Linked DNA regions of Homo sapiens: region 2 is linked to region 1. A link is a contact called in ENCODE Hi-C or POLR2A ChIA-PET data. All regions are on one chromosome and are shown on one strand. The core of a region is the stretch at or near the end of the contact, and the rest is flanking DNA. Distances in the headings are between cores, read along the strand shown. Region 1 overlaps VPS13D (vacuolar protein sorting 13 homolog D). Region 2 has its middle 22 kb from the start of LINC02766.

Evidence for each region. Hi-C counts contacts between places; a loop is a spot of excess contacts on that map. ChIA-PET counts read pairs that join two places held with the same protein, here RNA polymerase II (POLR2A).
Region 2: a map of Calu3 shows a loop between it and region 1 (2.1-fold over the local background). The contact joins two enhancer-like sites. A Hi-C loop is called at or near these places in 1 of 168 maps with a recorded cell type or tissue (Calu3). POLR2A ChIA-PET finds 5 or more read pairs at or near these places in 4 of 52 experiments (AG04450, HEK293, HepG2 and 1 more).

The regions. Positions count from the first base shown.
Region 1 is chr1:12,376,119-12,382,877 of GRCh38, reverse strand. VPS13D (vacuolar protein sorting 13 homolog D) reads right to left here. Exons shown (of 70, transcript NM_015378.4): 56 at 4,287-4,450; 57 at 3,282-3,390. Among named protein-coding and RNA genes, the nearest start is that of SNORA59A, 130 kb to the left of the region's middle. Within about 2 kb of position 1,482, at least 8 of the 41 ENCODE cell types and tissues checked have a DNase peak (open chromatin) inside an H3K27ac peak, as active enhancers do.
Region 2 is chr1:12,544,270-12,551,145 of GRCh38, reverse strand. No RefSeq gene overlaps it. Among named protein-coding and RNA genes, the nearest start is that of LINC02766, 22 kb to the right of the region's middle. RefSeq lists enhancers at 1,053-1,347, 2,617-3,124. Within about 2 kb of position 1,250, at least 28 of the 41 ENCODE cell types and tissues checked have a DNase peak (open chromatin) inside an H3K27ac peak, as active enhancers do.

The sequences.
Region 1 (6,759 bases), core at 233-2,732:
CCTCTGGAGGGTCATGATCAATGTGCAACAAAGCCTTTACTATTTGTTCAGCTTTGCAGATGATGAAAAACAGGAGAATTACTTCAGTAAGATGAAAAGTTATGCTCATAAATTTTGGTAATTATGAATAAGAGATAATTTCATGCATAGATCAGTTTAATTCTGCCTTTTACTAGTACTAACTTCTTGTCATTAAAATAAACTTCTAAAAAAGTAGCCAAAACTAGCTGTTTCTTTGAGTATTCTTACTAGGGTTTGCTTAAAAATCTGAAATATTCTGAAAATAGAAAATAATTATTATAATCATTCAGCTTTCCAGTAAGAGGAAAATTCTTGAGTTGAAAACCTCCCCAAACAGGCCTATGGCTGGACAACCAATCCAAATACTCAAAAGATGGTGTTTCTTCTAGAATGGAATACAGAGTTGAGAATGTCACCTGATACCCAGTTATTCAGGCTGTTAAAAGAAAAACTTCAAGCCAGGCGAGGTGGCTCAGCCTGTAATCCCAGCACTTCGGGAGGCCAAGGCGGGCGAATCATCTGAGGTCAGGAGTTTGAGACCAGCCTGGTCAACATGGTGAAACCCTATCTCTACTAAAAATACAAAAATTAGCCAGGCATGGTTGCAGGCAACTGTAATCCCAGCTACTCAGGAGGCTGAGGCAGGAGAATCGCTTGAGCCCGGGAGGCGGAGGTTGCAGTGAACTGAGATTGTGCTATTGTACTCCAGCCCGGGCAACAAGAGCGACACTTTGTCAAAAGAAAAGAAAAGAGGAAAAGGAAAAAGAAAGAAAGAAAAAGAAAGAAAGAGAGAGAAGAAAGGGAAGAAAGAAAGAAAGAAAGAGAAAGAAAGGAAGGAAGGAAGGAAGAAAGGAAGGAAGGAGAGAGAGAGAGAGAAAGAAAGAAAGAAAGAAAGAAAGAAAGAAAGAAAGAAAGAAAGAAAGAAAGAAAGAAAAGAAAAGAAAGAAAAAGAAAAAAAGACAGACTGACTGACTTCAGCCGAATTAAATTTAAAGGGGTTTAATTGAGCAATGAACAATTCACAAATCAGGCAGCCTCCAGAATCACAGCAGATTCAGAGAGACTCCAGGGATGCCTCGTGGTCAGAACAAATTTATAGACAAAGAAAGGGAAGTGATGTACAGAAGTTGGAAGTAAACAGCTGGATTGGTTACAGGTTGGCGTCTGCCTTATTTGAACACAGTCTGAACACTCAGCCATCTGTGAGTGGTGGAAGTATGGCTGCTGTGACTGGCCAAGTCTCAGCTATTGTTACAGGCACATACTCCTAAGTAAGGATTTCAATCTTGCCTGCCGATTACTCTAGGTTACAGTTGGTCCACAGGGATTCAATTATAGAAGTACGGAGTCCTTCTCAGGCCATATTTAGTTTGCTTTAACAAGGCCTTTGGAGGAAAACACCTTGCTACATGCCCCAAGTAAATCGAGTCTACAGGATTATGGCTGTGGGAAAGCAAACACAAGGCTAGAGAAGACAATGGCAAAGAGTGTCTAAATCCCCTTTGTTAACTTTTAAATATTGACTCATGAAAAGCAAACTTTGAGCAGGGTTTATAGTACAGGTTTCAACACAAAGAAAGCTTTTTATAGCTATTATAAGTTTAGAAAGAAAGAGCATATACAACCTAATAAGAGCAGTGTCAGAAAATGTTTTAATGTCTTCAATGACTTTATTCAGCATAATAAGATTGAAACAAGCTTACTTCCCTAACCAAAACACATTCTGCTCTGCTGAATACTGTTATTATACTGTCACTAACAAGCAGGGAAATGATGAAATAGATTCACAAAACAACAAACACCAAAAAAAGATTTTAAGGAAGAAAATGCTCCAAGAGCATTGGAATTACATGGGCTTTAGAAACAAACTAGAAGTGAAGTCAGGGTCAGACATGAAACCCACCAATTATAACAAGCCCTCTTTGCCTCTAGAAGTTTGAATTGTATTGCTAATTGAAAATCACAAATCCATTCCAGATGTGTGCTACATATAAGTAAGCAGCTTGTCTTTGATGAAAAAAGCTCAGGGCGATAGAGATAAAGAAAATAAATCTCACCAAAAGCAGTCAGAGGCTCCTTACAGTTTTTGCAAACTGCCCTGGAGTACAATCTAAGTACACTCAGAGTTCTCTATCAAGAGTCTGATAGTCTCCTGTTTCCCTTTTGTGTAAAATCCCAGGCTGGACAGAACTGCACACACAATTGCAGGTGCTAGTCTACTGCATGTCCAAACCTCCTAGACACCTTCCTACTTCTCAGACCCCTGTTCTCATTCCCAGCCTGAAGCCAGAAAGGGCAGAAAATCCAAACCCTTGGTAATTTGCCAAACACATATTTGCTTAGAAAGTAGCTGGGAGTTTATCATGAGGTAGACTGGCTGAGGAGGAAACTGTCCAGCAATCTTCATTCTGACATTTGCTACAGCAATTCAATGCTTATTTAGGCCAAAATGAACAGAATCAAGAGCATGTAGATGCCTGGCGAATGCTCACCATGTCATAGAACCCTTTACAGAGGACTTGCAGCTATGCCATTAACTTCCCAGGTCTAAATCTAATTCATCTAACTTAGTGCTGGACTTTTAAAATTACATAGGTAATTTTTTTCTTTTTAAAATTACATAGGTAATTTTTTTCTTTTTAAAATTACATTGGTAATATATGACATCAAAGAAAAAGTCCAGGTAAGCCATGAAAAACATATCTTATCATCCAGGGCAATCACTCTTAACACATGTATTGCATACCATCTCCAAGAACTTTTCCCATGTAAACATACACAAATGCGGGGCTGGGCGCGGTGGCTCACGCCTGTAATCCCAGCACTTTGGGAGGCCAAGGCGGGTGGATAACGAGGTTAGGAGATCGAGACCATCCTGGCTAACATGGTGAAACTCCATCTCTACTAAAAAATACAAAAAATTAGCCGGGCGTGGTGGCGGGCACCTGTAGTCCCAGCTACTCGGGAGGCTGAGGAAGGAGAATGGCGTGAACCCGGGAGGCGGAGCTTGCAGTGAGCCGAGATTGTGCCACTGCACTCCAGCCTGAGCGACAGAGCAAGACTCCACCTCAAAAAAAAAAAAAAATACACAAATGCACAACAAAACTCTGACTTCCTTTTAACTAAAATGGAATAGAATAAGTATTGCTCTGTAACTAGTTTTCCCACTGAACAATTCATCATGTATAACTTAGTAGAGACTTTGTTTCAAAGAAGGCTCAACCACTGCTTGCTGCAATTGGGGATCAAAAACGACTGACCTGGACGACCAACCCATGTAACCCACAGGTCAGTTTTCCTTCTCGGAAACTCCACGTCTGAGTTGTGCTTCGCCTGCGGTCAGGCTTTCTCAGCATCAGTGGCTCGTATCTGGAAAACGGAATACACAATGAACCATGAAACCTCCGAGTCAACTGTTTCACGCCTGAAGGGAACATGAGGATGATGGCTTTGCTCTTCTTCCTTCTAATGCCCTCCACCCTTAAAACTGAATGGGTAGTTAGCTTGAATCCTAGGGCAGTTAGGTATCTCTTGATAAGAAAAGAGGAATAAAGCAAAATGGAAAAACATGAAGAGGGGACACAAAGTAAGACATTAAAGATTTCATAACACACAGTAATATGGCTTCTTGCATTCTCAAAACGGCAACTTACCATGCAGTATGGAAGGAATAGCTGCTAAATACATGTAAAATCTTTCCAACAGTCTTTTTTCTGTTGTATTTCTAAATTCTTTTCTGTTCTAACTTGTAAGTCAACTAAAGTTTTTCTGGAAATAAGGTATTAACTGAAAACACACTGATTTTTATGGAGAAACTAAGGCACAGGCAAATCAAGTAACTTATTCAAACTTAAAGAGCTAATTTGAATCCAAGGATTTATTCATAAAAATACATCTGATTATTCTCTTAATAATTAATTTCTGCTTTTGAAGGATTTGACAAAGTTATTAGGAAGATGTAAAAAAGAAACTACTTCCTCAGAATAAGGACGGACTGGAATTTGGGTGGAAGAAATAATCACTTTTCACATTATACCCATTTTATTGTTTGAAGTTTCTTAACATCTGCATGGGTATTTCATCAAAGCTTAAAATATTTAAAGGGAAAGCCCAATACTCATATTTGGGAATATGACAGGTTTTTGTCATTGAAAAAAATATACATTTTTACTTTATTTATAGAACTCTTAGTTTTTGTTGTAGATTTCCTCTGAGTCTGAATTTGAAAGCAATGAGCTTGAATCAAAAGTTGCCTAGAAAATTACCTGTTGTCAGTCACTGCAGCGAGACCAGCAATATCTAAGATGGCAGACCCCTCGGTGGAGCGGGCGGCTGAGGGCTTATTGGGATTGTGAGGAACTGAGGAGCCCTCATGGGCCAGCATTCCTGTTCCTGTCATCCTCCACAGCTGAGAACGCTTTCCTGGTTCCTGTTAAGTAGGTACAAGCAAAAAGAGAAAGAGCCATTATGGGCAGCCACAGCTAGCTCCTCACTTCAAGAGCTTCCTCTAGGGCTAAATAAGTTCTCATATAGGAAGTTTATTTAGACGTTTTCCACATTATATAAATGCTTAATTCAAACTTTCATGGTTATCTATCTTTTGTTGTTCTTAGGGTAAAATATGCTAACCTCTTGAACCAAACAACCAAACATTACAAATAATGTGCATTTTAACAAACGTATTATTTTCATAACCGAGTTTTTTTCCTTTTTTAGAAATTAGAAACAAATGGCGGGGCAGCCTCCTACACTAGCTATACTGCCATGATCACTGCCATTCCAGATGATGACCGTCCGGTGCCCTTACCTTAAAGAAGAGTGCAATTACATAAAGACTATACGATATGCTCAATATCTGACTTTGAATCAGAATTTACCAGAGGTCTTCCTCCCCGTCCCGAATGTTTATAAGGAAAGCGTACTATATTGATGGTGTCCAATTTTCATGAATTGATTGTATCACAAGTGTTAAGTTGGTTGTATTCAAGGTTATGCTAATTGATTGCTAGTAATTCTTTTTTTTTTTTTTTTTTTTTGGGATGGAGTTTCGCTCCTGTTCTCCAGGCTGGAGTGAAATAGTGCGATCTCGGCTCACTACAATCTCTCCTCCTGGGTTCAGGCGAATTCTCCTGCCTCAGCCTCCCGAGTAGCTGGGATTACAGGCATGCACCATCACGCCTGGCTGATTTTTGTATTTTTAGTAGAGACAGGGTTTCGCCATGTTGGCCAGGCTGGTCTCAAACTCCTGCCCTCAGGTGATCTGTCTGCCTCGGCCTCCCAAAGTGCTGGGATTAAAGGCATGAGCTACCGTGCCTGGCCAGATTGCTAGTTCTAAATATATTTTCTCTTTAGAAATATTTTGGAAACAGCAGTTGGGCTTCCAGGTCAATCATGAAAGTCTATATAATCCATTATATACTAGAAGTCATAATACTTACTGAGAACTTACTATGCGCTAGACATTGGTCCATAAGACTTACATAAAACAACTCATTTAGGCCGGGCGTGGTGGCTCATGCCTGTAATCCAAGCACTTTGGGAGGCCGAGGCAGGTGTATCACCTGAGGTCAGGAGTTCAAGACCAGCCTGGCCAACATGGTGAAACCCCGTCTCTACTAAAAATACAAAAATTAGCTGGGCGTGGTGGCGCATGCCTGTAATCCCAGCTACTCGGGAAACTGAGGCAGGAGAATCACTTGAAACCAGGAGGCAGAGGTTGCAGTGAGCCAAGATTGCGCCATTGCACTCTAGCCTGGGGAACAAGAGCGAAACTCCGTCTCAAAAAAAAAAAAAGAAAGAAAAAAAGAAAAAAACTCATTTACTGCTGCAAACAATCCAGTGACATATGTCCCTCCTCATAGATGAGGAAGTTAAGGCTCGGTGAGATGAAGTAACTTCCCCACAGTGAAATAACTAGTTAGATGGTAGGTCCAACATGTGAATCTCTGCAGCCTGATTCCAGAGTCAGCACGCTTAACTGCTCTGCTATGTTGCCTCTCTAGCACAATCTGTATCATTCCTTTTCAGTCACACCTACACTCCAGCTAGATCTGCCAGGATCACATACACTCCCACTAGGCAGGAACTCCTCCAGAGCATCAGACACATCAGGGTACCACAAACTCATTTACATGCTACCCCTGGCCGGACAGATAGCTTTTTATCACATTCTACAAGGTAAAAACTAACAAAGTAGCATGAACATTGGAGTCAAAATGCCAGGATCTGAGATCCAGCTACACAATTTACAAGCTGAATGACCTTGGACAAGTTACTTAATCTCTTAGAGCCTCCGTTTCCTGATCTGTCAACGAGAAAAATTGCCTCATGGTTTTTGTGATAAGTGTAATAAATGTAACACGCTTATTAGTACATGCCTGGCACAGGGTAGAGCCTCAATAAATGTTTGTTGTGTTATTATCATTACATCTCTTTACAGACCACTTTATGTACATTATCTTAGCTAATCCTTCCAGCAAACCTGGGAGGTCAGTTGAAAAATGAAACTGAGAGAAATGGGAAATACCAGATACTATATATCTTTAAGTGGCAAAGCCAGAACTCAAACCTAAAAACACATCATGCTGTCTCTGCTGTGTGCTACTGCCTCCTCTGTCTGCAAAAAGAGATGAAGCTAAGCTGTGCTTCCCATCTCCAATTCCCACATGCTTGCTTCTCTGTTCACAGAAACAGAAAGCATCTCTGCACAGCACCAGAAACAACAGGAAAAGCATCTCG
Region 2 (6,876 bases), core at 1-2,500, 170 kb before region 1:
AATTTGCATCAGTTAGGAGTATGGATGACTTATGGTAGGTACTCATACAATGGAACACTACACAGCAATGAAAATGAACACCTCCCGGCCACATGCAGTAACACGGGTGACACAAACAAAACATTGAGCAAAGGAAGCCAGATACAAAAGACTGTCTTCTGTATGATGAGGTTCAAAGACAAGTGCAACTCATCTGTGAGATCGAGGTAACCCGAGTGGCCACCTTTAGGGCTGCTATGGTTGGGGGGAAAACCTCTGGGGGCAGGAAATGTTGGGTGTCATGATCTGAGGGGTGGCCACACACACGTGACACTGACTGAGCTGTACACTTCAGAACTCTGCTCTGTGTGTGGGGCCTACCCCATTACAAAAGCAAGCAGGTGGCCAGGAGCCGTGGCTCACGCCTGTAATCCCAACACTTTGGGAGGCCAAGGTGGGAGGATTGCTTAAGACCCCTCCTGACTGCTGGCCCCTCCTGACTGGCAGTCGGTGGGCGTCCTGGTGGGCACCTGGCAGTGTGGTGTCGGCAGCTGACCAGTTCTGTCCGGCAGTCCATCACAGGCGGCCCTGGGTCAGGGACGGGGAACCCCCAGGGTCAACCCCATCTGTCTCTGGCTCTGCCCTTCCTTGCAGGAGTGGAATTAGCCCTGCTCCACCCCTCCCCAGCCACAGGGAGAAAAATGGCAGCTGAGGGGCTGCGGCTGGTTCTAGAAAAAGGAGTTTAAGACCAGCCTGGGCAACATAGTGGGACGTCTCTACAAAAAAAAAAAAAAAATTAAAAATTAGCAGGGCGTAGGGATGAGCATCTGTAGTCCCTGCTACTCAGGAGGCTGAGGTGGGAAGATCGTTTGAGCCCGGGAGGTCAAGGCTGCAGTGAGCTATGATCGCACCACTGCACTCCAGCCTGGATGACAAGGCAAGACCCTGTCTCAAAAAAACAAAAAAAAAGTAAGCAAGTGATATTAACCGCGATTCATCCCAGATTAGGAATCTCGTGCAGCTATGAACAAGAATGACTCAGATATGTTGGAGCCGGGGCTGCCCCGCGCGGCACGGTTAGTAAACAGCTGCGGAGGAATGTGTGGTGGGGATCCTATTATTGTCAAAACAAGCGATTCCCTGCTGACACACACGCCCAGGTGTCCACACGCTTGTGTGCATTTGTGAGTGCGGAGACCGTGGAGAAAAGGTCACCTGAGATATGGGGGGCGGGGCTGCGGCTGGGATGATTCACTCTTTGTCTATCTTTGTGTTTCCACTGGCTGCTGCCAACACAAATGGCTTTTATAGTTGCCAAAAAGGGATTTCAATGAAAGAATGAAAAGTGAGAATGGGAAAGAGAGTCCAGGGGCTGAGAGCGCAGCTGGCTTTGGGGTCAGAGTGACCTGGGTTGTTCGGTCACCACCAGCTTGGAGAAGTAAGGAAGTGACTCCCCGCCACCCCCAGCCGCGTCTCCCAGGCTGGAAGACCGAGCTGCTTCATGGATGATGGAAGTCACATGTGCCAGGCCTTTTGCACAACCTGGGATCCCGCGTGGTCAGTGGCACTGTCACTATGGCGACTGTCCTCTGCCCTCCACCCCCAACCCGAATCCCTCTGAACTCCCTCTCTCCACAGCCTTGCCGCATCTGTCAAAGGGAAAGGGAGACCGAGGTGAGGAAGGGTCTTCAGAGATCAGACCCTGAGCCATCAGAGGCAGACCGAAGGCCCGGAGGCCACCCCAGGGCCAGGGAAGGAGGCCAGCCTCCCTTCCGAGGCCGGCTGGTCCATGTGTCTGGCTCCCGCCCAAAGCCAGGATGACAGATGGCCCCCACAGGAAAGGTCACTGTCTCCCGAGCAGTTGTGTGTTTGGCGAAGGCGGGCGGGCGGGGCGCCTTCCGAGGCTGGCTGGCGGATGTCTGGCGTTCGGGGGCCTGCACCTCGCCGGCAACCGGACTTTATTTTGGTTACTGAAGATGGGAAGACTGCGGTCATAAATAACTGTCCACAGCCATGTAGCCATCCTCTCCCGGCGCCCGGGCCCCAGGCCTCTTCAAGGCCAGCACGTCCCTGCCTCAGGGCTTGGGCGGGAGGTCTGGTGGCGGGGCTCGGAAGCCCAGTGGGGAGGCGGGGGAGAAGGGAGAGGGGTCTCAGGGCCTGGGTTCAGAGCAAGGTTAGCCAAATAGTGGATAAATTAAGCGAGGGAACAGACAGCTCCCCTCACTGTGAACTTTTCACCCAGCTAACCTGCTCCTCACCCACTCTCAGGTGGCGGCGGCTCCCGCCCCAGGGCTGTCACCTCTCGGGGGGGTTGTCACCTGCCTCTTCCCCCACTGCCAGCCCAGGTGAGGCTGAGGATGGAGGGCTCGGGACAGACTCCCCAGCCAAGGGCCCAGCAAGGAGCTCTCGTGACTTCACCTGGAAGCTCAGGGCTTGGCCCAGCCTGAGGTCCACACTTGGGCAGGGTGGCCAAGCTTCCTCCCTCCCTCCCTCCCTCCCTCCCTCCCTCTCCAATGCCCTCACCTTGGCCGGTCACACAACCCTGGCGAACCCCAGCATCTGCCCTTGACAGGGACAGGGGACCCTTGTCGGGGGCCAGGGTCATTCCATCTGAAGTTGGCCCTGGTGCTCTGGGGCTTCTCCCAGGCGTGACCCTCTCGCCCAACCCTTCTTCTCTTTGCTTGTTTCCAACCTGAGCCACCCCTTACGGGACAGCTCCACCTTCAGGGAAGAAGGGAAGAGCCCCTCCCTCTGGAAAAGTGGGTTCAGGGACTCCCGGGCAATGGCCATGCCCCAGGCTCCTGCCCCAAAGGTTTGCCCCTCACTCACTGGAGCCCACCTGGACCAGACATCATGGACAGAAACCTCTAGGTAGCCACAGAGTGGTGGCTTATGGGCTTAGGGGGAGACAGTGGAAGTGTCTGGTCCCCCCAGGAAATAGGGTCAGCAGGAGAGCAGGACGAGACCTGGCGGTCTGGTCACAGGCCCCGGCCTCCTGCCGCCTTCCTCTGCCAATCTCCTCCGCTGCTGCCTGCCCAGCCCAGATCCTCAGATGGTTCCCCAAGAAGATGCAGGGCCCAAATCCACGTGGAGCTCGGCCGGGGTGAAGGGTGACCCAGGCGGGCACAAGAGGATGCCCTGGGGCCCTGCGAGTGGCCTGATGTCCCTTCACTCCACGGCACTGGGTGGCTGTGGCATGCTGAGCACTGGGCTGGTGCCTGCGTCCACAGAGGGGAGAGTGACAGAGAGGGGGCAGGAGGTGGGCAGACAGATGTGGGCACAGACCACCCACAGGGCAAATGCCAGGTGGATGGAATCCTTGGAGGGCAGCTTTGGTGGGGGCTGTCAGCACAGGCCTCTCAGAGGAGGTGGCCTTTGAGCTGAGGTCCGAATGACAGGAGGGACACCTGTGTAAGGAGAGTGGTGTGAGCTGAGGTCGAGAGCTGGGCAGAGCAGAAGCACAGGGCCGCGGGGCAGTGTTACGGGCCAGGAAATAGCAGGGGCCACGCCAAGGTCATGAGCTGAGATTCGCCCTTGGGCTTCTTGGTAGATTGTCCTCCTGTTGTTGAATTGAGGCGACCCCATCTCCCTAACGAGGGCACCCTCTGATCCTGTCCACCACATGGAGGACCCAGGACAGACGAGCCCTCTGGGAGGCTCGTCATTGGGAGCCAGTCCTTCTGGCTCTGTCATTCCCATCCTGGCTTCAGGCCCTGCAGTCTCAGTTTGGGTTTCTGTAAAATGGGAACTCAGTATCAACCTTCTCCAGAACTGAGGAGGAGAAAAAAAAAATGCAGCTGCTTGGGAAGCGAGCATCCCCTGGAGAGAGGGTGGAGGAGGAGGAATTGTACTCGCAGCTTGGCAAGCACGTGGGAGCATTTGGCCCCCGTTCTCGCAGTCACAGACGTTCCAATGTGGCCAACACCCCGTGGAGGAAATGAAAACCCGAATGCTTTGTCCCTGCCATCTGTAACTTTCTTCTCTCCCTGGGGAGGCGTTTGGTGCTGACAGGCCTGAGGTCTCTGTAGGAAGGGAGGATTGGACCATCCCTGGTGAGATATAGACCCCCGAGGTCTATATTCTGGGACTGGGGACCCATAGGCTGCCTGCTCCTCTGCTGGACCCAGAGCCATCTTTCCCATGAAACAAATGGACCCAGTTTGGGGCCAATCATGTCAAGAACACAATCCCTTGAGTTGTGCTTGTAAGAGTGGGGCTCCGCTGCGCAGACTAGCCACACCCTCCTACCCCATCCTCCCGGGCTCAGGAGCCTGCCAGCTCCTGGATGGGGACCTAACGGGATGAACCCTGTGGTCATTACCCCATCATCATAGGCTATGGCCAGGGAGATGGGGAACTTGGGCCCAGGGTGGAAAGAATGAGGCTCTGGCTCTCCTATGAAGAGGTGTCTGACTTCAGGGAATGTTTCTGGGACTCCATAAACCATCACCATTGTTTACTAACATGCAATTCGCGCTATGTTTTCTTTCTTTCGTTGTTGTTGTTTTTGTTTTTGTTGTTGTTGTTTTGAGACATAGTCTGTCTCTGTGGCCCAGGCCGGAGTGCAATGGCGTGATCTCGGCTCACTGCAACCTCTGCCTCCCAGGTTCAAGAGATTATCCTGCCTCAGCCTCGGGAGTAGCTGGGATTACAGGGGCATGCCACCATGCCTGGCTAATTTTTATATTTTTTTAGTAGAGTCAGGGTTTAGCCATGTTTGCCAGGCTGGTCTCCAACTCCTGACCTCAGGCAGTCCACCCGCCTCGGTGTCCCAAAGTGCTGGGCCATAGCTCTATGTTTTCTAATTGTAAAAATGATACAGCAAGGCGCGGTGGCTCATGCCTGTAATCCCAACATTTTGGGAGGCTTGAGTCCAAGGGTTCAAGACCAGCGTAGGCAACATGCTGAAATCCCGTCCCTACAAAAACTGGCCGGGCGCGGTGGCTCATTCCTGTAATCCCAGCACTTTGGGAGGCTGAGGCGGGCAGATCATGAGGTCAGGAGATCGAGACCATCCTGGCCAACGTGGTGAAACCCCATCTCTACTAGAAATACAAAAATTAGCTGGGCATGGTGGCGCATGCCTGTAATCTCAGCTATTCAGGAGGCTGAGGCAGGAGAATCACTTCAACCAGGGAGTTGGAGGTTGCAGTGAGCCAAGATTGTGCCACTGCACTCCAGCCTGGTGACAGAGCAAGATTCCATCTCTAAATAAATAAATAAATAAATAAATAAATAAGTATAAAAATTAGCCCAGCATGGTGGCAGGCGCCTGTAGTGCCAGCTACTCGGGAGGCTGAGGCTGAGGCAGGAAGATCGCTTAAGCACCAGAGGCGGAGGTTGCAGTGAGCTAAGACTGTGCCACTGCCTGGGCGACTGAGTGAGATCCCATCTCAAAATAAATAAATAAAAATGATACATAATTATTTTTATTTTTATTTTGTTTTTTGAGACGAAGTCTCACTCTTGTCCCCCAGGCTGGAGTGCAGTGGCACAATCTCAGCTGATTACAACCTCCACCTTCCGGGTTCAAGCGATTCTCCTGCCTCAGCCTCCCGCGTAGCTGGGATTACAGGCGTTTCCACCATGACGGGCTAATTTTTGTATCTTTAGTAGAGACGGGGTGTCTCCATGTTGGCCAGGCTGGTCTCAAACTCCTGACCTCCGGTGATCCGCCCACCTCGGCCTCCCAAAGTGCTGGGATTACAGGCGTGAGTCAGGGTGCCTGGCCGATACATAATTTTTTTAAAAAATAAAATAATGCCAACATGCATTCAGATCTAGGCTGAGATTTCGCTGCATCGAGGTGGTTTGTTTTCCCCAACTACCTCATTAAACCTGTGTCTGTCACAGAGGAAGCGCTCCATTCAGATGTGTTGAATGAATGAAGGGAGGAAGGAAGGGATCACAAGTTAAACTTATGTGATCCTTCAAAGAGAGCTGACTGCTTTAAAAATGGGTCACTGTGGTCATCACCATCCTGCTCCCCAGAGAAACAGGTTCTTCCTGAAGCTGTGCCCACCCGCGGTGGGATTTCCCCCAGGGACCATGACCTTTCCGCTTCCTGTCTTTCCCACAGTTCCCCAGCCAGGGGCTTCCCAGAGCAGATAGTCCGTCCATGGGCTCATTGTTTTAAAATATTTAATCAGTATTATTACAAAGATGATATCGTGACAAGAAAAGAAAAAAATTTAAAAGAAAATTGGGCACTCACCAAGTACCCAATTTTTTCAATCGTTTTTATAATTTATGATTTTTGCTTAACGCTTTCACAGATGTTTTTTGTATTTCTGCATAATCTTTAAATTTCTCCTTTTAAATATCATTGTAATAGTTTTCTACTATTCCTTCGTGGGGTTTTACCGTATTTTTGGAAAGTTTTTTTGATAGTGGATGTTTAGGTTGTTTCCAGTTTTTTCCGCTCACAATAATGCAGCCGTGCATGTTTGAATGGTTCTGGCCCTTTGCATCTCATAAACCTTTTCCTTGGGATGAATTCCAATAGAGAATTACTGGGATGGAAACATCGTTTTATGACTTTCTTTCTCTGGGTGTGAGTTAATTTCTAAGTACGACAGCAATTTGCAATACCTTCAACAGCAGAGTGAGTACCTGAATTTCTCTGCATGCTTCAGAATCCTGGGTGTGACCTTGAGAACACTTTTCTTTTCCTGGTGCAGTGGCTCATGCCTGTAATACCTGCACTTTGGGAGGCTGAGGCAGGAGGATCACTTGAGCCCAGGAGTTTAAGACAAGTCTGGTCAACATAGGGAGATAGGGAGGCCCTTTTTCTACCAAAAAAAAATTAAAATTAGCCGGGCATGGTGGCACATGCGGGCAGTTCCACCCGTGGTCCCACTGAGATGGGCAGATTGCACTAAGCCATGATCACACCAC